Regions from separate parts of the Homo sapiens genome. Here region 1 is linked to region 2. Evidence: read pairs that join two places in POLR2A ChIA-PET (ENCODE). Cell type or tissue: HepG2. All regions are shown on one strand. Links, peaks and the distances in the headings refer to the core of each region. The heading gives the core; the rest is flanking DNA.

The links. ChIA-PET counts read pairs that join two places held together with the same protein. Peaks named below come from ENCODE experiments on the same cell type or tissue, not always from the same donor. Only the 100,000 strongest peaks of a DNase experiment are listed, where the experiment ranks them.
Region 1: POLR2A ChIA-PET joins it to region 2 with 29 read pairs; 9 of 35 experiments call an interaction of 5 or more read pairs at or near these places.

Annotation. Positions count from the first base shown.
Region 1 is chr1:154,414,409-154,422,408 of GRCh38, forward strand. All of the region lies in intron 1 of IL6R (interleukin 6 receptor), which reads left to right. It also overlaps the pseudogene PSMD8P1. Among named protein-coding and RNA genes, the nearest start is that of IL6R-AS1, 12 kb to the left of the region's middle. RefSeq lists an enhancer at 3,805-4,318. In HepG2, for the core only: no CTCF peak of the experiment used is centred there; DNase peaks (open chromatin) are centred at 3,993, 5,313 and 5,973; H3K4me3 peaks cover 1,361 bases.
Region 2 is chr1:154,330,146-154,345,931 of GRCh38, forward strand. It overlaps ATP8B2 (ATPase phospholipid transporting 8B2), which reads left to right. Exons shown (of 28, transcript NM_001370597.1): 3 at 251-309; 4 at 670-783; 5 at 903-1,001; 6 at 1,299-1,360; 7 at 1,461-1,533; 8 at 1,809-1,879; 9 at 2,473-2,552; 10 at 3,962-4,120; 11 at 4,358-4,446; 12 at 7,203-7,399; 13 at 10,709-10,917; 14 at 12,335-12,378; 15 at 12,651-12,816; 16 at 12,968-13,156; 8 more. It also overlaps the pseudogene RNU7-57P. Among named protein-coding and RNA genes, the nearest start is that of ATP8B2, 13 kb to the left of the region's middle. RefSeq lists an enhancer at 476-1,675. In HepG2, for the core only: a CTCF peak has its summit at 5,097 (motif pointing left); DNase peaks (open chromatin) are centred at 4,366, 4,716 and 5,076; H3K4me3 peaks cover 593 bases.

The DNA of each region.
Region 1 (8,000 bases), core at 1-8,000, 84 kb after region 2:
GGCCAGTTCTGTGGAGGGAATGGTAGTGTCTTCTGGCTCCTGCTGCTGGCCGGCAAAACTATATTAGTTGTTGGGGCCCGGGACCCACCCTCACTTCTTGGTGTAGTCGGTCATCTTTTTGGGTGTGTTGAAGAAGAGGATCTGGTGGCCTCGGTAAAAGGGATTTTCTCATAGGCTTTCTTGATGCACCCGGCCATCTCATCCCTGATAGTGTCAAGCAGGATGTCGATGAAGACGGTGTAGCTCTTGGCGAGGATGTTACCCTTGGCCAGGAACACTTTGTTGTAGCTGCCCTCCATTAGGTATTGCTCCAGGGACACAGGGTTTTTGGTGTAGACATTGGTCTGGATGTCCTTGGCAGGCAGCCACTCCAGCTCCATGTGGAACTCAGCCACCCGCTTCTGGGACAGCAGGAAGAGGAGATTGAGGCCCAAGAGCTGGTGCATGTAGGCTGACTGGGGAAGCTGTTCCTTGTAATCAAAGTAGCAGCATTTGAGCTGGGTCATGTGGCGCTGGAAGGAGGGGATGTCCTCGCATAGGATGCTCCACTGGCCCCGATCTTCAGTATGTCACGGGCCAGAATGAGCTGCTGTTTGGTCAGCTTGGTCCCTGTGGTTGGCAAGAAGTTGAGCTCCAGAAGAACTAGCTTGAGGCAGCCCAGCTCTTCCCTGCACTTGCTAAGATTGGGGCTTTTACGGTTCCACTCGCCCTTGAGTTGCTTGTACTTGCCGTCCTCAGCCTGCAGGACAGGGCCCTAGGTCGCCAGGGGCCCGGAGCTCAAGGCGCCGGCTGCACTGTTCACCTCCACCCCCATTCCAATATTTTAAAAGATTCTCCTTTTCTGGTATTGTTAAAAGTTTTAAAAGTTTAAATATTTGATCCATTTTGAATTTATTAATATTATGGATGAGGTATGAAGTCTGACTCCAGCTTTTTCTTTCCAGTTGTCACCTGACATCTCTTTACAGTTTATTGAATTCATCTTTCCCCCACCAATTTTCAAAGTTACATTTTAAATCTACCAAATTCCTGTATACTTGGGTTTATACGCCTCTTGGCATAGCGAGTAGTTAAAAGCACAAATTCTGAGGCCCAATTGTCTGGACTTGAATGCAGGTCACCCCTAATTAGCTATATAACCTCAGTCTCTTCTTCTGTCAAATAGACTATTGAGAAGATCAAGTTAGTTAATCTATGTAGCACACTTAGAAACTGCCTGTATGTGTAGCAAGCACTTAGACTAAGTTATTTTTTTAATGTGGTAAAAACACATAATATAAAATGTATCAGCCGGGTGCAGTGGCTCACACCTGTAATCCCAGCACTTTGGGAGGCCGAGGCAGGTGGATCATTTGAGGTCAGGAGTTTGAAACCAGCATGACCAACATGGTGAAACCCCATCTCTACTAAAAATACAAAAAGTAGCCAGCTGTGGTGACAGGCACCTGTAATCCCAGCTACTCCGGAGGCTGAGGCAAGAGGGGAGGCAGAGGTTGCAGTGAGCCACGATTGTGCCACTGCACTCCAGCCTGGGCGACAAGAGTAAGACTCCATCTCAAAAAAAAATAAAATAAAATAACCATTTTAAAGTATACAGATCAGTAGTGCAGACTAAACTATTTTTTATTTTTATTAGTTCTGAACTTTCTAGTCTCTTCCATAATTTGGTCTCCCTATTCATGTGCCAGTATCGCACTGTTTTAATTATGTAGTTTTATTTTTTCCTTCCTATTTTTTTAGAGGAAGGGTCTCACTCTGTTGCCAAGGCTGGAGTGCAGTGTCTTGATCATAGCTCACTGCAACCTTGAACTCCTGGACTCACGCAATCCTCTTGCCTTGGCTTTCTGAGTAGCCAGGACCACAGGTGCATGACACCATGACTGGCTAATTTAAAAAAAAATTTTTTTTTTTTTTTTTGTAGAGATGGAGTTTTGCTATGTTGCCTAGGCTGGTCTTGAGCTCCTGGTCTCAAGAGATCCTCCCGCCTCAGCCTCCCAAAGTGTTGGCATTACAGGCATGAGCCACTGCACCTGGCCAAGTAAACTTTAGAGATTAATTAGGGAACACTGATGTATTTTTAATGCCGAGTCTTCCTATCTCTTGGTAGGCCTGATGGGGCTTATGATGAGGGAGGAGGAGCTGGGGCAGGAGAGCCCGACATTCAGGTCTCACTGAGGGGAGATGTGCCCAGGACACTTCCACTGGAACTGCTTCCTTGATGGTGATGTGGAGTGAGCTGGACCAGTGTGTGCGTGCATGTGTCTACCCAAGCTCATGGCACATGGGGGAGCGGAGGGGGTGGGGATGGCTCAGCAGTGATTGGAATGCAAGAGTGGGGACTTTGGGGCCTGTATGAAAAAGTGTTATGGCAGAGTGACACACCTACGAAAGAGTGTGGTCAGCATAGGCCTCACACTGGGTGGGTTTTTACAAACTGAACACATGCATGGAACCACCATTCAGAATAAGAACTGAACAGAAGCATCCTCAGGGGAGCCCTGAAATCCCCCTATGCACACCCCTCAAACCTCCCCTTATCCCTCCCAGCTGCTCCATCCACACCTCCACGTGACTTCTTAAATCTTCAGCTTTGCTGCCTCATAGCTAAGGGGGTCAGGGAGGGGAAGCTGGGGGGTCTGTAGATATGGAATGGGGGTGCGTACATCAGGTCCCTCCCTCTCCCTGCCCTCCTGCCACCTTCCAGAAGCACATAAAAAAAATCTGACTGAGGGCCAGCCTCTTTGTTATACTCTGAGACTGTGCTCAGAGATAGAAGACAAGACCCCTAGGCCATGCTTCTGGGAAGGCAGAGGGCTGCGTGTTAAGCCTGGACCGAGAGTCCCAGAGCCCAGCTCCGGTCCTGACACCATGCACTGCTGTGTGACTTCTGGGCCCTGGTTCTCCTCATCCACCAAAATGAGCAGGTTGGCCTGAGTCGTCCTTAAGAGTCCTGTATAGCCTTAAAACAGCGCTCCTTATCTCAGCACCCTACACACTGGCTGTAGCTTCTCCTCACTGTCCCTTTCAGGACCAAAATACTGGGTGTATCCATCTGCAGGTACCAATGGCTTTCTTCTAAGGCCCTGCTGCGTCCTGCTTTTAATCTCTTTATTTCTCTATCTGCTCCTGGGGTTAGGTTTGGGCCAGGGAGTGGATTGTTTGCCCTCCTTAGATATCCTTTCTTTTTTTGAGACAGGGTTGCCCAGGGTGGAGTGCAGTGGTGCGATCTCGGCTCACTGCAAACTCCATCTCCGGGGTTCAAGTGATTCTCCTACCTCAGCCTCCCGAGTAGCTGGGATTACAGGCATGCACCACTATGCCCAGCTAATTTTTTTTTTTTTTTTTTTTTGAGATGGAGTTTCACTCTTGTTGCCCAGGCTGGAGTGCAGTGGCATGATCTCAGCTCACTGCAACCTTCCGGTTTCAAGCGATTCTCCTGCCTCAGCCTCCCAAGTAGCTGGGATTACAGGCACCCGCCACCATACCCGGCTAATTTTTGTATTTTTAGTAGAGACAGGATTTCACCATGTTGGCCAAGCTGATCTCAAACTCCTGACCTTGTGATCCGACCTTCTCTGTCTCCCAAAGTGCTGGGATTACAGGCGTGAGCCACTTCACCCGGCCTAATTTTTGTATTTTTTGGTATGGATGGGGTTTCACCATTTTGGCTAGGCTGGTCTTGAACTCCTGATCTCAGGTGATCCGCCAGCCTCAGCCTCCCAAAGTGCTGAGATTACAGGCGTGAGCTGCCGCACATGGCCTTAGATATCTTTTCCTCTAATTAGTTTATAATCTCTGAGAGTTGACCCAGGTTGTACCTTCTTGGACTGGAGCCAGGTGGTTATCTCTGATGCTGCCAGAGGAGGATTAGATGTTTTATCTCCTGAGTTGGTCACACGCGCACGTGGGTCTCTGAGTCAGCATTGAGCATTACCTGTTTATGGGTCCAAAGGAGCCTCCCTCCCAGACCCTCTCTCCAGCAGTGTACAGTCCATCGTGTGGATGGGAGGAAGGCAAGGCCAAGGTAAATACTGACTCAGACAAATACAAGCAGGTACAAGAAGTACAAATACATATGTGGGGGAGGAGGGAGCAGGGGCCTGCCAGCCAAAGCTAGTCATCTGAGAAGAGGGGGTTGCGGACAGGTGGGGCTGGGAGCTGAGTCAGAGAAGGTTGCTGGGCCTCCCATTAGAGCCTGGGAGCCTTGACTTGCCGTAGCCTGCGGCCTTGCCTCTTCCTGGACAGTGGCCGAGGGTGCCCTCTGAAATGTTAAGGAGAAATGAATGGGCCCAGATGGTGGGGTGACTTGGGGAGGACGCGAGATTTGGAGTCCAAGGGGAGGCAGTTTTAGGCTCTAACTCATCCTATACACGCTGCGGCTGTGGGGGAAGGGAGAGAAAGGCCAAGGGCACGACTCCTGGCTCCTGAGAGTCCCCAGTGCCCCATTAGGTTGGCAGCTGCAGTGATGGCGCTGACCCCCCCTTGTGCACACCCCTCAAGCCTCAGCATTCCCTTCCCTGGGCCTCTGAAGGGTGGAAAGATGTGAGAAGAGCAGGGAAGAGGAGAGGAAATTGGGAGAGGGGGAGAGAGAGGGTGGTGGGGAGCCCAGAGAAGGGAGCTGGGGGTGGAGCATGGAGAGGTACCTGGGCCAAGTAGAGAGAGGCTTTGGCCAGGCTCATCTGGGTCCAGCGTGGATTCCCTCATGCATGAGCTGTGTGAATTTGGGCAAGTTCCCTAACTTCTCTGATCTCTTGTTGCCTCAACAATGAAATGGGGACAAGACTTCCTCCCTGGCAGACTTTTTGTGAGTAGTGTGCTCTTAGGGAAAGCCCAGGGCGCAGGGTAAGTGTCCCAGTTGCTAATGATTGTTATGGTTATTATCACATCAAAGCCAGGAGCCAGTCTCAGTCCAAAGATGGAGAATGCAAGAACAGGTGACCAAGAGCACTGGGACTTGTCCTAGCCCTCGTGGGACCAAATTCTATACTTGTTTCCATGTGGACACAAGGTGTCCACAGGCTTCTCCTGGAGGCTTCTCAGCACCCACCTACTTTTAGATCAAGACCATTATTGCTGACAGGGGACCTTTGTTTCCTCTGTAGCCCCTTCTGAAATCCTATGCCTTTGCAACCCAAGAAGCTGGGTTAGGCTGGGGGCCTCCTGTGCTGCCAGCTGGCCTGGGCAGCGGGGACCTGCGTCTCTGCTCAGAAACTGGGGTGGTGAGATGGGATTAGCAGGCACGAGCCAAGCCTGTGTCCTCGGTGGCAGGCCAGGCAGCTGGTTCACCGCTTACATAAACGGGGCCAGGAAGCTGAACTTGTTTTTGCTGGCAAGAGCTGCGGCAAGCTGCAAGAGAGTTGAGAAATATGTGTCTCCGTGTGCGTGTTTTTCTCTGGTTATTGACATTTGCAAGTTTACTTGAAGAGGGGGAAAAAGTAGAAAAACAACAAAGCTGTTTGGATTCCTGGCACCCAAACTTAGGTCCCAACTGGGGAGGAACCCCACTTTCCCAGAGCTGTGCTGCAGGGTCCCCAGACCAAAGGGTGTCTGGGCCATGGTGGGGGTCCCAGTGTCCCTGGGAGGGGGAATCCTAGGCCACCGGGGCAGGGAGATATGGGCTTGCTTGTTGGGAGTTACTAGGACCTAAACTCTCTTTCCCTTGAGGAATGGGAGGCAAGGGAGGTTGTGGGAATTTTCCCTCCCCTAGAGCTCTCCAGGGAGAAAGAAGCATTTTTCTGAGGGCACTGGGATGATCTGGTCATCATCCTTCTCCCAAAGCCATCAACTATTAAATAATAAATCCATAGATTCATTATGTGTTTTCAAGCTGAGTATTGTTTGCTTCCTGCCCTCTGAGAGCTAATGATTGGGCGCCATGGGATGCTAGACCGCAGGAGTGGGGGCCTGTGGGGGATCTACAGGTCACAGTCTGAATCCTCATTTCACAGAGAAGGCCAGTGGGCTCTGCCAGGGGCGGTGACGTGCCCATGGCTGCCTGTGAGTCATCACAAGACCAGGAATAGAACTCAGGTCACCTGACAGCACAGAGCTGTTTCCTCTACACCAAGGGGCCTCCTGCTTGTGGAGATGTACTTTATTTTATTTTATTTATTTATTTATTTATTTATTTATTTTCAAGAAGGAGTCTCGCCCAGGCTGGAGTGCAGTGGTGCAATCTCAGCTCACTGCAGCCTTCGACTCACTGCAGCCTCTGCCTCCCGGATTCAAGCGATTCTCATGCCTCAGCCTCCTGAGTAGCTGGGATTACAGGCACACACCACCAAGCCTGGCTAATTTTTGTATTTTTAATAGAGACAGGGTTTCACCATGTTGGCCAGGCTGGTCTCGAACTCCTGACCTCAAGTGATCCACCCGTCTCAGCCTCCCAAAGTGCTGAGATTACAGGCGTGAGCCACTGCACCCTACTGAGATGTACTTTATATTAAAGAACAAATCAAGGCAGACTGTACGTTTGTGTCAGCCCAACCCCACACAATTAATAGTCAGTGATTAAACTGACCAGACCAGACCAGACACCAACACTGACTGTTGAGGAGGAGCTTGGGGGTTTGTTTTCGGGAGGCAATACTGCCTCCTTTTGTGATCTTAGTCCCAGGTGAGGTGCTTCCTTGTCCTCTCTGCAGAATCCCATTCTTTCTTAGCCTGGGCTGAAGCTGCTCCCTCCCTGTATGTGACCCTGGCCTTGGCGCAGTCCTTGGGTGCTCTTCCTCCCTCCTGCCTCTGCGCTGCTTCATGATGCACAGGAGCCAAGGAGGGGCAGGGGACAGTCGGTTTTTTCTCAGGGAGATTGGAAGAGAACAGAAACAAGAAGCAATGGAATGCTCCTGTCCTGGAGGTTGGTGGGGCAGTGGGGAGAGGTGGGGAAGCCATTGAGCCTGCACATACTTTTGACAGGCTTGGCTCATGCCTGCCAACCCCATCCCACCGCCTGGGTTTCTGAGCAGGGACATGGGTCCCCACTGCCCAGGCCAGCTGGCAGCACAGGATGGCCTCCAACCTAACCCAGGCTCTTGGGTTGCAAAGGCATAGCATTTCAGAAGGGGCCACAGAGGAACCAAAAGTCCCCCTGCCTGTGGAGTCAGGCCTGATCTCTTTGAGGGTGCTCACACCCTCCATGTTCCCCTGTAGGTCTTCCTTCCCTCCTTACTGCATTTCAGATACTCCAGACACCAGCCCTCCCCAGAACTCTCACTGTTTTTTGTTTTTTTGAGACACAGTCTTGCTCTGGGTCCCAGGCTGGAGTGCAGTGGCACAATCACAGCTCACTTCAGACTTGACCTCCTGGGCTCAAGTGATCCTTCTGCCACAGCCTCCCAGATAGCTGGGACCGCAGACATGTGTCACCATGCCCAGCTAATTTTAGAGTTTTTTGGTAGAGATGGAGTTTTGCCGTGTTGCCCAGGCTGGTCTCAGCCACCTGGGCACAAACGATCCTCCCATCTCAGCCTCCCAATGTGCTGGGATGACAGGCGTAAGCCACGATGCCTGGTGACTCTCAATTCTTTTTTTTTTAATTATTATTATTATTATTTTGGAGATAGAGTTTCACTTTTGTGGCCCAGGCTGGAGTGCAATGGTGCAATCTCAGTTCACTGCAATCTCTGCCTCCTGGGTTCAAGTGATTCTCCTGCCTCAGCCTCCTGAGTAGCTGGGATTACAGGTGTGTGCCACCACGCCCGGCTAATTTTGTATTTTTAGTATGGGGTTTCTCCATGTTGGTCAGGCTGCTCTCAAACTCCCGACCTCAGGTGATCTGCCCGCCTCGGCCTCCCACAGTGCTGGGATTACAGGCGTGAGCCACGGCGCCTGGTGACTCAGTTCTTAATGCCTTGCATATACTGTTCTCTCTTTATGGAATGTAACTCCCTGTGGCTCCACTTATCAAACCCCCACTCATTTATCAAGGCCCCAATAAAATCTCTCTTCCCCCTTTAGAATAATTGATCCCTCTTCTTAGTTCCCTCAGTATGTTGGAGACA
Region 2 (15,786 bases), core at 748-8,747:
CCAGTGGAAGACCTTGAAGTTTGGTGGTGAGGAAAAGAGAACATGTCCTGTCCTGTGAATGTAACCTGGAGAGCCGTGTGGTCAGGCTGCTGGTGAGAGGTGGACTGGAGGGAAGAATTTGATGACCCCCTCAGTTGTGGAGCTAACTCCTTAAAATGATATTCTGTGGAAAAAAACAGGGAACCCCCCAGCAAAGTGTTGGTCCAGACCTCAGTTTGCTCCTCCTGACTGCAGCATCATTTTGTTGCAGAAGAAGAAAGGAGGGCGCGGGCTAATGACCGAGAATACAATGAGAAATTCCAGTATGCGGTAAGCGACTCTAGACCACCTGTTCCCTCTCTCTGTTTGGAGAGGGGAATGGGGCAAGGACAACCTACCGTTGGGACTGAGGGCTGCCTGGGAAGAGTGCTTGGGGGAGGGGAAGCAACCTCCTCAGCCACTCTCCATCTGCTATCGTGCTGAATTTTTCATGCCTTCACCTGTCAGTGAAGCAGAATACATTGACCCCCTTGAGACTCCCTTCTCTCCTCCTCTTTCCCCCTCCCACACCTGTGTTTGCTAGCTTTTGGGGTAGAGGTCTGGGGAAGTATAAAGATGGGGGAGGCAGCCTCAGTCTGGTTCTGGGTTGGGACTGGAGACTGCTCATTATCTTCTCTCCTACTGCCATAGAGTAACTGCATCAAGACCTCCAAGTACAATATTCTCACCTTCCTGCCTGTCAACCTCTTTGAGCAGTTCCAGGAAGTTGCCAACACTTACTTCCTGTTCCTCCTCATTCTGCAGGTAGGTGACCCATAGTAGATTTTTTGCAGCTCCCCAAACTGAATAAAGCCAAGGAAGAGGAAAGGGAATGAAGGCATCAGATGGGGCCTCAGAGGCATACTTCTCTTTCTTTTTTTCAGTTGATCCCCCAGATCTCTTCCCTGTCCTGGTTCACCACCATTGTGCCTTTGGTTCTTGTCCTCACCATCACAGCTGTTAAAGATGCCACTGATGACTATGTGAGTGGTTTTCATTCTTCTATTTTGTCCCAGTCACCCACCCCTACTCCCAGCCCCACCCCCATCTCATGGCCACCTTCATCCAGCACAATTTCTTGGTGACCTTGACATCCCTTACCCGGTCCAGCTAGATCCATGATGTCTTTTTGCTGAGCGTGGGGAGAGGGAATCAGGGAGTGAACTGGTTTGTGATGGGGTGTGTATGAGGCGTTAACCAGCATGCTCTGAGTTCTACTGATCAACGAATTCCTTCGAGGCGGGGGAAGGTGTCTTACCTTTCAGTTTTCTTCTTTTCAGTTCCGCCACAAGAGCGATAACCAGGTGAATAACCGCCAGTCTCAGGTGCTGATCAATGGAATGTGAGTGCCTGTTGGAGACAAGAGCTCTGGGGACGAAGGGGGTCCCTTAGGAACCTCTTTAGCTCCTGACAGCCTCTTCACTGTCTTCTCGTTGCCTCAGCCTCCAGCAGGAGCAGTGGATGAATGTCTGTGTTGGTGATATTATCAAGCTAGAAAATAACCAGTTTGTGGCGGTAAGGGACAGGGTACCCCTCTAGGCCTGTAGGTTCTTCCTCTTCTTTGTGAGAAAAGGATGAATCTTTCCTGATTTACTGTTGCCTCTTAAACACCCGTGGCAGGAATCTTTCTCACACCAGGGGCTTCTGTGTCATGCTGATATGCCTGGAACTAGCCATTTATGCACCTGGAACTAAGCAAACCAAGAATGCTTAGTGGAAGGAGCCACCATTACAGCCCACTGGGGGTGGAGGTTTGCATATTTGGACTTCTCATTAGTTTTTCTCTCTAGGCGGATCTCCTCCTCCTTTCCAGCAGTGAGCCCCATGGGCTGTGTTACATAGAGACAGCAGAACTTGATGGGTAAGTGGCATGCTCAGTGTCAGCCCTCTCCTTCTGTCTCTTTGGAGGTAAAAAGATTGTCTTTGAATGAGGTTCTCAGGCCTGGGCTCTGTCTGAATTTGGAAAAATTAGGGGTAAGAAAGGCTTTGGATGGGATGTGTGAAGTGTTATTCAACCAGTATTTGCTGGGCTGAGCAGTTATGCACCATGCTTAGGTGTCACCAGGTAGAATTTAGAGGATGGGGAGAGGTGGGCATGGTGACTCACTCCTGTAAATCCCAGCACTTTGGGAGGCCAGTGTGGGAGGATTGCTTGAGGCCAGGAGTTTGAGACCAGCCTGGGCAAGATGGTGAGACTTCATCTCTATAAAACAAACAAACAAAAAATTTAAAAAGTTTAAAACTTAGCTGGGTATGGTGGTTTTAATGCCTATAATCCCAGCCACTTGGGAGGCTGAGGCGGGAGGATTGTTTGAGCCCAGGAGTTCGAGGCTTTAGTGAGCTATGATTGTGCGACTGCACTCCAGCCTGAGCAGCAGAGCGAGACCCCATCTGTGAAAAAAAACATTTAGAGGATGAGGAGGGAGCGGGGACTCAGAGATACTGTCCTTCCAGCGAGACCAACATGAAAGTACGTCAGGCGATTCCAGTCACCTCAGAATTGGGAGACATCAGTAAGCTTGCCAAGTTTGACGGTGAGTAATTTTGGAGGAGCAGCCTGAAGGTAGAGGAGTGGGGTTGGGTTTTGTTTGGGGGCGTTAAATTATACATTTTCCTTTGGGCTTTTTGTTGTTATTATGCAACTCCCTGGACTGTTTTGGGGAGGGGAGTGTTTGTAATGTCATGTGGCTCCCTCTTGGTTTTGAGTTTATAATTATTTCAAGGGGACTTTGTGGCTGATAGCTCCCCACTTGCTATGCATGTTGAGAGAAATTCAGCTTATTCTTTTAGCTTATTAGCTCAGAATAATAATATGTGTTCCTTATAAGACAAACCATACAGAGTGTATAAGAAAAAGTGAATAGAGGTCGGTACCATGGCTCACGCCTGTAATCCCAGCACTTTGGGAGGCCGAGGTGGGCGGATTGCCTGAGGCCAGGAGTTCGAGACCAGTCTGGTCAACATGGTGAAACCCTGTCTCTATTAAAAATACAAAAATTATTAGCTGGGCGTGGTGCTGCATGCCTGTAATCCCAGCTATTCAGGAAGCTGAGGCAGGTGAATCCCTTGAACCTGGGAGGCGGAGGTTGCAGGGAGGCGGAGGTTGCAGTGAGCTAAGATCGTGCCACTGCACTCCAGCCTGGGTGACAAGAGCGAAACTCTGTCTCAAAAAGAAAAAAAAAATACAAAAATTAGCCGGGCGTCGTGGTGTGCATCTGTAGTCCCAGCTACTTGAGAGGCTGAGGCATGAGAGTTGCTTGAACCTGGGAGGTGGAGGTTGCAGTGAGCCGAGATCGGGCCACTGCACTCCAGCGTGGGCAACACAGTGAGACACTGTCTCAAAAAAAAAAAAGAAGAAGAAAATAGCTCTTCCTTCCTCTTCTACCCTGCTGAAGTAGCCACATTAATTGACAGTCAGTGTGTGCTCATCCACACTTTTCATACATGTTTGTACAAACAAATATTAGGTCATGCTGCAGCTTTTTTTTTTTTTTTTTTTTAAATACTCCTGCCCAGGTTGGAGTGTAGTGGTGCGATCTCGGCTCACTGCATCCTCTACCTCCCAGGTTCAAGCGATCCTCGTGCCTCAGCCTCCCGATTAGCTAGAATTACAGGCTCCCACCACCACACCCGGCTAATTTTTGTATTTTTAGTAGAGACAGGGTTTCACCATGTTGGCCAGGCTGGTCTCAAACTCCTGACCTCAGCTGATCCACCCGCCTTAGCCTCCCAAAGTGCTGGGATTACAGGCATGAGCTGCCGCGCCCGGCCTGCTTCATTATTTTCCTGAAGAGTTGCATCAGCTCACACTCCTCCCAGCAGCATATGGATGGGCCCTTGCCCTTGCATCCTCTTCGCTCAGCTCATTTTCTCTTTGTTTTATTGTCTTGTGGTTAGGCTGTAGACTGGACCTTAAGCAGTGGAATTCTTGTCTCCTGTTCAGGTGAAGTGATCTGTGAACCTCCCAACAACAAACTGGACAAATTCAGCGGAACCCTCTACTGGAAGGAAAATAAGTTCCCTCTGAGCAACCAGAACATGCTGCTGCGGGGCTGTGTGCTGCGAAACACCGAGTGGTGCTTCGGGCTGGTCATCTTTGCAGGTGAGCCTCCTAGCATCCAAAGAAAGAAGGGTAAGAGTGACTCAGCCAGCCCTCACTCAGGAGTATGGGATGAGGTGGGAGAATACCTAAGGTAAAAAACCTCCAGCTGTGTATACAGGCTTCTTATCTAGCCAGTATCTCTATTCCACCCTGGTGTCCTGCAGTCTGGGGATCAGGGCAGAAGCCCAGAGGCAGATGTGTTATTTGGCTTTCCCAGCCCTTCCCATTCTTTTCCAGGTCCCGACACTAAGCTGATGCAAAACAGCGGCAGAACAAAGTTCAAAAGAACGAGTATCGATCGCCTAATGAATACCCTGGTGCTCTGGGTGAGGCGCCCCACATCTGGCTCCCTGCCCCTGCCCTCTCTTCTCCTTGGGTGCTCCTTTTCCTTTCCTCTTTCTTCTTTGGTCAGTAGACTTCAGGTTTGGCTTTAAAGCTGCTAGCAGGTCAGCTACACAAAGGCAGTGTTTATTTTAGGCTCCTTTTAGTTGGAAGATGTTATTTAAAAAAACTTCAGGAACGTGCATGAATCAACAACTTAAAGCTAAAACAAATCATCCCTTCTCTGATTCCAGTTATGATGATGACTTTGTGAAGCATGTGACCTTCTGTTTGCTTTTGCCAGGGACAAGGAGGCCTTCATGGGGATGGAGAGGGAATTAAAAGAAAAATTTCCATTTGGAAGAGGTTGGCAGGGTCTTTTCCCCCCAACTTCTAAGAACGAAGGATCCCAAAGGAAAAGTTTCTGTTTAAGTTTTTGGCAGTTCCTGAATCCTTCTCTTGTTTAGCTAGAAATCTGAACTCCTTGTTGGGCTCTCCTCCCCTTCCTGTGCCCCGACTGTCTGCTGCCTGCCCGCCACATGCCAGCTTGTGAAGGCTGGGGCTAGCCTCTGGTGAGCTTGTTTCCGCCCTGGCTTTAAAGAGTGTGCGGAAACCCAGCCTGGTGGGCGAGGTTGTCTATCACATAAGGGCTCCAGTCGCCCCCTGGTGGCCATTGGGCACCAATCTCCTATTTTGTTTCAAAGCCTAAACAGCGGAGGCAGCTTTGGAAATAGATGTAGGAAATTGGACAGTGGCCTGGTTTTTTACCAGTCTCTCCAGAGACTCCAAAATTTATAAGATTTTTGACTAATCAGGAAATCTAGACCAGGAGTGGTGGCTCACACCTGTAATCCCAGCACTTTGGGAGACCAAGGTGGGAGGATCATTTGAGCCTAGGAGTTCGAAAACAGCCTGGACACCATAGTGAGACCCTGTCTTTACAAAAAACTGAAAAATTAGCCAGGTTTGGTGGCATGCACCTGTGGTCCCAGTTACTCTGGAGGCTGAGGCGGGGGGATTGCTTGGCCTGGGAGATTGAGGCTGCGTTGAGCTAGGATCATGCCACTGCACTCCAGCCTGGGCAACAAAGCAAGACCCTGTTTCAAAAAAGAAATCTACGTTTATGAAGATAAGTTTGTTTCCCAAGTTTAAAAAAAAAAAAGGCAATCTTAGCCAGGTGCAGTGGCTCACGCCTGTAATCCCAGCACTTTGGGAGACCGAGGTGGGTGGATCACGAGGTCAAGAGATCAAGACCATCCTGACCAACATGGTGAAACCCCATCTCTACTAAAAATACAAAAAAATAGCTGGGCGTGGTGGCGGGCACCTGTAGTCCCAGCTACTTGGGAGGTTGAGGCAGGAAAATGGCGTGAACCCGGGAGGTGGAGCTTGCAGCAGTGAGCCGAGGTCGCGCCACTGCACTCCAGCCTGGGCGACAGAGCAAGGCTCCATCTCAAAAAAAAAAAAAAAAGGCCATCTATGTGAGATAGTGAACATTACCGTGGCTTGGCATTTTTGTTGGCTTGTACCTAGCCCAGGTGAATAGATTATTTACAGTAAGTTTTCTGGTATGTTAAAAGTAGCTCATCCCCACTCTTACCAACTTTGAGGACTCTGGAAGGTTTCAAGGTGCCAGATTGAGAGCTAATCAACTATTTCAGTTTCTTCATCATATAGATGAAATAATGGTCAGACAGAAGGCCACATGATAATTGGTGACAGACTAGAACCTGTCACCAGTTCTGAGCTTTTTCCACTAGAGCAGTGGTGTCCAATATTTTGGCATCCCTGGGCCACATTGGAAGAAGAATTGTCTTGGGCCACACATAAAATACACTAACATTAACAATAGCTGATAAGCTTAGAAAAAAAAAATTGCAAAAAAAAATCTCATAAATTTTTTTTTTTTTTTTTTGAGACGGAGTCTCACTCTGTCACTAGGCTGGAGTGTAGTGCAATGGCATTATCTCGGCTCACTGCAACCTCTGCCTCTCGGGTTCACGTGATTCTCCTGCCTCAGCCTCCCTAGTAGCTGGGATTACAGGTGCCCGCCACCACACCCGGCTAATTTTTTTGTATTTTTAGTAGAGATGAGAGATGGGGTTTCACCATGTTGGCCAGACTGGTCTCGAACTCCTGACCTCATGATCTGCCCGCCTTGGCCTCCCAAAGTGCTGGGATTATAGGTGTGAGTCACTGCACCTGGCCTTTTTTTTTTTTTTTTTTGAGACAGGTTCTTGCTCTGTTGCCCAGGCTGGGATGCAGTGGCATGATCTTGGCTCACTGCAATGTCTGCCTCCCGGGTTCAAGCAATTCTCATGCCTTGGACTCCTGAGTAGCTGAGACTACAGGCAAGTGCCACCAGGACTGGCTAATTTTTTTAATGTTTTTAGTAGAGACGGGGTTTCACCGTGTTGGCCAGGCTGGTCTCAAACTCCTGACCTCAGGTGATCCATCCGCCTCAACCTCCCAAAATGCTGGGATTACAGGCTTGAGCCACTGCGCCCAGCCCATAATAGTTTTTTTTTTTTTTATAATTATTTTTCATTTAACATTCAGCTGTTACCAAAATCTCATAGTGTTTTAAGAAAGTTTATGAATCTGTGTTGGGCCACATGTGGCCCAGAGACCATGGGTTGGACAAGCTTGCACTAGAGCATCTGAGCTTTTGAGGGCTCAAGGGATGAATACATCACAGATGCACTTGGTTTTGAGGGCTTCCTACATGTCAGCCTCGCCTGTGCTTCTCATTCCTCCCCAGATTTTTGGATTCCTGGTTTGCATGGGGGTGATCCTGGCCATTGGCAATGCCATCTGGGAGCACGAGGTGGGGATGCGTTTCCAGGTCTACCTGCCGTGGGATGAGGCAGTGGACAGTGCCTTCTTCTCTGGCTTCCTCTCCTTCTGGTCCTACATCATCATCCTCAACACCGTTGTGCCCATTTCACTCTATGTCAGGTATGTGCCTTCTCTGACCTGGGGTCTCTCCAGGGAGTCAGGCGGTCCCATAGAACTTTTCTTTTCTATGAAGATGAAGTCCTTGAGAAGTAACGAGAAGTCCTCTTCTTCCTGTACTGTAAACATTTGATGTTATCTGTTTATCTTTGTGGGCAGAGCAAACTTTTTACCACAGTTTCCTGGTACTTGGGACTGTATTAGAGAAAAAAAAATATTGATTTATTCAGCACCTATTTATTACATGCCTACTGTGTACAAAGAAGTGTGCTAGGTGCCATCACAAATAAAAGATGAATTAGGAATGGATCTCCTTCCTTCTAGGAGCTTACGTCTAGTAAAGGAAGGAAAATCTAAACACATTATAAAACAAAATAGGAACCAGTGCTGTAGAATTCGACCTAGAGTCTTCTATGTGAAGCTTGGGGATACAGAGATGTATAAGGTGGCCTCTGCCTTTAGCAGCAGCAGATGGATAGGTCGAGGAGGGGAGATCTGGACAGTGTCAGACTGAGATACCATGTGGGAGGCACAGGGTGCCCGGGGACTGGGAGAGTGTCGCTCCCTAAGCAGGTAGGCAGAGAGGGAGAGATGGCATTTGCTCTGGGCTTTGAGTGGTGACTGGGCTGGATGAAGGTGGAGCCACAATGGAGAGGAGGCTGAGAGGGCTGGAAGCAAAGGTGTGGAGATGGGAGCCTGGGAATGGCCTATGGAAATAGTTGGCCAGGGTCTTGGGCCAAGAGCAAGAGCTGGAAACATAGCTTGCTCCTGATTGTGGAGGCTTTTGAATATTTGCCTGTGGACTTTGTATTTACTAACCATTAAAAGTTATTGAAAAGACTGGGCACGGTGGCTCACACCTGTAATCCCAGCACTTTGGGAAGCCAAGGTGGGCGGATAACGAGGTCAGGAATTCGAGACCAGCCTGGCCAACATGTTGAAACCCCGTCTCTACTAAAAATACAAAAATTAGCCAGGTGTGGTGGTGGTTGCCTGTAATCCCAGCTACTTGGGAGGCTAAGGTAGGAGAATCGCTTGAAACCGGAAGGTGGAGGTAGCAGTGAGCCAAGATCACGCCACTGCACTCTAGCCTGGGCAACGAGCGAAACTGTGTCTCAAAAAACAACGAAACAAACAAACAAACAAAAAAGTTTTTGAAGAAAGTCAAAAGAATGTATTCTGTATTCTAAAAATGCATTCTAAGTGTTACAGCTCTTTTAGAATTTGTCTAGCAGGTTTTCCAGTTTTCACTGGAACCCCTCCCCCACAAAAAGAAAAAAATGCATTCTAAAAAAAAACTAAAGAATGCTTTAGGAAGTATTGACTGGCAGTAGTGTACAGCATGAATAGGATCAAGGCAACATGTAGGATGTTTGAGGTAAAGAGAATGTTAGCAGGGACAGGCCAGTGAGAATGAAGGGGAGGATCGGAGGAAGACGAGGCAGGAGGAATGGCCAGGGGAAAGGAACTTTCTTGCTTAGTGCCTTGCACTTGAGATAAGGGAACCTGTGACATTTTTAAGGAAATGTTTTATGGAGGTGCTGAAAACTTGTCCTGTCTCCCATCTTTTGTTCATACAGATTCCCCAAATAGCCCTCAACTCTCTCCCAGCCCCCAATCTTACTGCTGGTGATAATAAATAGAAGATACAGCATTTCTGTGCTGAGAGAATATAGTTTAGGCTTTTCCAGGGTGTGAAGAGGAGAGTTGGGAGGTTCTGGGTTTAGTCCTGCCTCCTCACTGGCCATGTGACCTCAGGAAAATCCACGGTCACTCAGGGCCTCACTTGATCTTAGTTTTCCCACGTGAAACAGGAACAGGAGTACTTGTCTCACCTTTTAATAGGATGTCTTGATATAAGATATTGGCTTAGAAGATACATTTTAAACTTAAGTGACTGTACAGTTACTGGGTGGTAGCCTGCTCATTGTGACTGTTGCCACTCCCTTCTGCATTACTATTTAAATGCCTTTGTGCTTACAACCTAATTTTGTTTTCCCACCTATGGGCTTTGCTATCTGTGTTTTGTATCTCAGTTCACTTGAAGCCCTTGGGAGCAGCTAAAGCAGTTTTCTTTCTGAGTCTCATCAGGTCACAGTGTGTATGTTTCGGGAGGCTAAGAGGGGGTTGAAGAGCTGTGTGAGGAAAAGGCCCTTTGGAATGTGAAGACATTCCCATTTGCCTGGTAATGGGATCCTGATAGGTGCCTTAGTCAGGTGGGAAGCAGGGCTCTCGATAGGGCCCCATTGCTCGGCTGCACTGGACCTAAACATGGCCCTTTCTGGAAATGCTAACAGTGCATATGATTAGCAAAGAAGAGGATACGAACAGACCTGGAGATGTTAAAGGCACTATAGGGGCCAGGCATGGTGGCTGTCGCCTGTAATCCCAGCACTTTGGGCGGTGGAGGCGGGAGGATCTCTTGAGTTCAGGAATTCAAGACCAGTGTGGGCAACACAGCGAGATCCCATCTCTACAAAAAATGAAAATTAGCCAGGTGTGGTGGTGTGCACCTGTAGTCCCAGCTACTAGGGAGGCTGAGGTGGGAGGATTGCTTGAGCCCAGGAGTTTGAGGCTACAGTGAGCTATGATTACACTACTGCACTCCAGCTTGGGTGACAGAGACCCTAGCTCAAAAAACAAACAAGCAAACAACAACCACCACAATGCGCTGTGCCATTGTGAAGTGGTGGTGTTCTGCAGATGCCCAGGGCCCTCTCCCTCTGGAGTCAGCACCTCAGCCCTGCCCGGTGTTCAGAATCAGGAATGTAGTGCCCCAAGCCCAGGGTGGAAGGAGCGCACCCAGCCTGTGGTGGGACAGTGACGAGTGGGCTTCAAGCCTTCTCCATTTCCCCTCCCCGGTGCCACCCCTCTTTGAGGTGGCGTCTGTGTTGCTGTGGCATGCACAGCACCCTCATTATTTCTCTCTCTCTTTTCTCTCCCCTCCCTCTGGCACTTTCTCTTGTTTTTCTCTGCATGGTTTCTGTATTATTAGTCCTGAGGTAAGAACTGGCCGAGTGCCTTGTCTACAGCCCCTTTTCCTCCTTTGCTGTCTGTCCTGCCCACCCAGGCCCTTTGCACCTTCTTGTCTGGAGAGCATCAGGAGGGTCGGGTCGGGGCGTTCCTCTGCTGGCTGTGTGCAGCCGGCTCCACCTTCAGGCTCTCCTTGCCCTTTCCCACCCAGGTTTCTGTGCCCAGGTGTCTTCTCCGTTCTTGTCTCTCCCCAGGCGGAGGGCCTGCAGCGAAGGCCCATGTGGGTGGGGCACCTCCTCTTCTTCCCGACCCAAGCCTCACCTCTTGTCCCCTGTGCAGTGTGGAGGTCATCCGTCTGGGCCACAGCTACTTCATCAACTGGGATAAGAAGATGTTCTGCATGAAGAAGCGGACGCCTGCAGAAGCCCGCACCACCACCCTAAACGAGGAGCTGGGCCAGGTGGAGTACATCTTCTCCGACAAGACGGGCACCCTCACCCAGAACATCATGGTTTTCAACAAGTGCTCCATCAATGGCCACAGCTATGGTATGGTGGCACCACTGGGGACTGGGGGCTTGCACCTCGCCTGGAAGGACAGTGGAACTGGGGCCCCACAGTTTCCTTAACATTGGTTTTTTCTTCCTTCCTAGTTGGGTCTGAGGGGCCTAGAAGAAAGGGTCCATCCTGGCCAGGCACGGTGGCTCATGCCTATAGTCATAGCACTTTGGGAGGCTGAGGTGGGAGGATTGCTCGAGCCCAGGAATGCGAGACCAGCCTGGGCAACATAGTGAGACCACATCCCTACAAAAAATTTAAAAATTAGCCAGGTATGGTGGCATGCACCTGTGGTCTCAGCTGGCCAGTGACTCAGGAGGCTGAGATGGGAGGATCACTTGAGCCTGGGAGGTCAAGGCTGCAGTGAGCCATGATCTTCCACTGCACTCCAGCCTGGGCGACAGAATGAGGCCCTGTCTCTCGAGAAAAATCCACACACAAAGAAGAGGTCCATTCTGTGTCCCATGTCAAGAAGCAGATCCTGGCTGGGCGCAGTGGATCACCTGAGGTCAAGTGTTCGAGACCAGCTTGGCCAACATGGTGAAACTCCGTCTCTACTAAAAATACAAAAAATAGCTGGGCGTGGTGGCAGGTGCCTGTTTTCCCAGCTACTCGGGGGGCTGAGGCAGGAGAATTGCTTGAATCCAGGAGGTGGAGGTTACAGTGAGCCGAGTTTGCGCCATTGTACTCCAGCCTGGGCGACAAGAGTGAAAGTCTATCAAAAAAAAAAAAAAAATTAGATTCTGAGAGTCCTCCCCTTGTCCTCTCCTGATGCCCTGACCCTGGTCTCAGCTCCAGGAATTAGGGGAGCTCCTTGGCTGTTTGAAGTGAGACACTGGCCTCTGGGCATCCTGGCCAGGCGGAACCCTGCTAGACTCTCCCCTGTTGCTGCTCAGGGTCCTTGTGAGTCTGTGGAATGTGGCTGTGGTTGGACTTCCCAGTGTGGCCCGTGGCTGTGCTGCTGGGATGGCCTGGGGCAGCATGTGGGGCTGACTTTTATGCAGAGTGTGGACCCCTCTTGTGACTGCTTTCTGTACTGACTGATGCCTTTCGGTCAGTGTCTGAGCCTTGTCTGCTGCTCAGGTCTAATGGGTGCAAGGAGGCCTGGGAGGTGTGGAATTGGAGCTGCCCTGAGGGGGGTGCCGCCTAGGGTAGAGACAGGGATGGTGAGCAGTGGGTGCCGGGGCTCTTTCATGGCCAGGCCTTGGGGTTCTGGAATCTAGGGTGCCTGATGCCTCCTATCCCGCGAGTCAGCAATGTGACTGAGTGACTCACACTGTGACAGCTGCTCAGCGATTAGGGTTGAGGGGCTCAGTGCCTACGGGGATTCTGCATTGGAGATGTTTTTCCATGCTCTGGAGCTCTCTGGCTCTGACATTGCTTCTTTTTCTGCCCTGGCTGTATGTAGGTGATGTGTTTGACGTCCTGGGACACAAAGCTGAATTGGGAGAGGTAAGATTCAGTCTCCCTAATTCTATGTGCCAGTGAAACAGGGTGCCTGGCCAGTAACAGTGTAGTCAGGAGTGATGTGTTGTCTGGATAGGAAATGGAAGCTGCTTGGAGAAATGGGTGTTTTAAGGCAGAACTGGTGATGACGGAAGTGGAAATTTTGAGGTCCACCGTGGACAGGAGCCTACTGAGAGTTGGGAGGGCAGGGATGAACCCTTCCCCGGGATGCAGCCTGGCACTCTAGCCTTTCCTAAGAGCCTTCTTATGTGTTTCAGAGGCCTGAACCTGTTGACTTCTCCTTCAATCCTCTGGCTGACAAGAAGTTCTTATTTTGGGACCCCAGCCTGCTGGAGGCTGTCAAGATCGGGGACCCCCACACGCATGAGTTCTTCCGCCTCCTTTCCCTGTGTCATACTGTCATGTCAGAAGAAAAGAACGAAGGTGGGCCGAGGAGCCGGCTCGCACTCTCCTGACCTGACTCTGCCCTTGGGCTCTGCTCTGCTCTGCAATGCGGCTGGGCTGGGGCTTCCTGGGCGGGGCACGTGGCTGAGGGAAGCCACTTATATCACGTGTATTCTTCCTCCCCACCCAGGAGAGCTGTACTACAAAGCTCAGTCCCCAGATGAGGGGGCCCTGGTCACCGCAGCCAGGAACTTTGGTTTTGTTTTCCGCTCTCGCACCCCCAAAACAATCACCGTCCATGAGATGGGCACAGCCATCACCTACCAGCTGCTGGCCATCCTGGACTTCAACAACATCCGCAAGCGGATGTCGGTCATAGGTGAGGCCAGGCCTGGGGTGCTGGGGCGTTTGGGGACAGCATTCAGGCCTGGAATGGGTGAAGTGTGCCGGGTGACTCTTGATGTGTTTATGTTGGGGGTCTTTGCCTGTCTGAATTTTTCTGGCACTTTCTTCACCTGCCCCATTCATAGTGCGGAATCCAGAGGGGAAGATCCGACTCTACTGCAAAGGGGCTGACACTATCCTACTGGACAGACTGCACCACTCCACTCAAGAGCTGCTCAACACCACCATGGACCACCTTAATGTGGGTGTGAGGAGAGGAGGGGCCAGCCTGGGGGGTTCTACTCTTAGTGTGGGGGAGGCGACTTAAGTTTGTTTTATTGTGTAAATTTAAGGTCTACAACGTGATGTTTTGATGTGTATATATAGTGAAGTGATTACTACAGTCAGACAACTTAACACATCAGCCAGCTCCCATAGTTACCTCTTTTTATGTATGTGGTGACAGTCCCTAACTGTGGAATGTGGCACACACCCAGTCTACAGTGCAGGATTATTCATTGTCGCCCTCACGCTGTCCATTAGCTCTCCAGACTTACCCAGGTGTGCCTTTCCACTCTGCCTCCAGGAGTACGCAGGGGAAGGGCTGAGGACCCTGGTGCTGGCCTACAAGGATCTGGATGAAGAGTACTACGAGGAGTGGGCTGAGCGACGCCTCCAGGCCAGCCTGGCCCAGGACAGCCGGGAGGACAGGCTGGCTAGCATCTATGAGGAGGTTGAGAACAACATGATGGTACGGGCTGCGGGACGGGCCAAGGATGGGCACGGAGGGCTCATGCCTGCAATTCTTGTGCCAGGAATCCTTGTGGTATTTTCAGCTGCTGGGTGCAACGGCCATTGAGGACAAACTTCAGCAAGGGGTTCCAGAGACCATTGCCCTCCTGACACTGGCCAACATCAAGATTTGGGTGCTAACCGGAGACAAGCAAGGTGAGAGCCCAGCAGGGCAGAGCCAGTTGCAACTGACAGTAGCCCTGTTGGACCCTTGCATGGAGCCGAGGACATCAGGCAGGCAAGTGTGCTGACCTTGTTGGGTGCCTGTCCGTAGCTCCTGCGTTCTCTCTTGGTAGAGACGGCTGTGAACATCGGCTATTCCTGCAAGATGCTGACGGATGACATGACTGAGGTTTTCATAGTCACTGGCCATACTGTCCTGGAGGTGCGGGAGGAGCTCAGGTAAACAAGAAGCCCAGGGGAGGCGGTGCTGTGCGTTGTGCCCAGGGCTCAGGTGGGGGTTTCTGGACCATTTAGACTTGAATCCCTGCTCCCCACTGCCGTTCTGGAAGACCACAACCGTATCATTTCCACCTCGACAGGAAAGCCCGGGAGAAGATGATGGACTCATCCCGCTCCGTAGGCAACGGCTTCACCTATCAGGACAAGCTTTCTTCTTCCAAGCTAACTTCTGTCCTGGAGGCCGTTGCTGGGGAGTACGCCCTGGTCATAAATGGTCACAGCCTGGTAGGCATCGCTATCCTTAGCTTGGGCAGTATCTTTCCAGTGAGCACTTCTGTCCAGGGCTTTTATATCTTGTTCTAATTTCCCCTGATTTCAGAGAAGACTGGTCTCAAAGGGGACTGGGAGGAGCTGAGACTCCCAGGTGTCTCCTGGAAAGACTGGCTCTCTCAGGTTTCTCTGTGCTCCAGGCCCACGCACTGGAGGCAGACATGGAGCTGGAGTTTCTGGAGACAGCGTGTGCCTGCAAAGCTGTCATCTGCTGCCGGGTGACCCCCTTGCAGAAGGCACAGGTGGTAGAACTGGTCAAGAAGTACAAGAAGGCTGTGACGCTTGCCATTGGAGACGGAGCCAATGATGTCAGCATGATCAAAAGTGAGTGTGGGCTGTGCAGGTGTGTAGGCTGGGCTTGAGGCTGGGGAGGGGCCCACTGAGGTCTCTGGACTGCAGAAGAATGACGGGAAGGGGGTTGTAACTTGGTAGGCTCTAAAGTGTGTGGCCGGTGGCCATCTTCACCCTCTTGTCATCTCTTGTCTCTGCAGCGGCTCACATTGGTGTGGGGATCAGTGGGCAGGAAGGGATCCAGGCTGTCTTGGCCTCCGATTACTCCTTCTCCCAGTTCAAGTTCCTGCAGCGCCTCCTGCTGGTGCATGGGCGCTGGTCCTACCTGCGAATGTGCAAGTTTCTTTGCTATTTCTTCTACAAAAACTTTGCTTTCACCATGGTCCACTTCTGGTTTGGCTTCTTCTGTGGCTTCTCAGCCCAGGTAATAAATGTTCCCAGTCCACTGTTGTGCAAATCTGTAAACCTGAGGGCAGAGGTTCTGTCTTGTTTATCACTCAGTCCCCCAGGGCCTAGCTATTTTCTGGTACATACTCTTAAAAAATGCTTATTAAAGGAGGAGAGAAGGAGCCTCAGAAAATTTCTTAGGGTTCTCTGTATGTGACATCAGCTGTCTTCCTGTGCCTGATGTGTAGCAAAGAAAGGTTGCATGCTCCCTTGCTCCCTGTTCTCTTCCAGACCGTCTATGACCAGTATTTCATCACCCTGTATAACATCGTGTACACCTCCCTGCCAGTCCTGGCTATGGGGGTCTTTGATCAGGTATGGGGGAGTTTGATGATCAGATGGGATGCGGGGAAGGTCACTGCT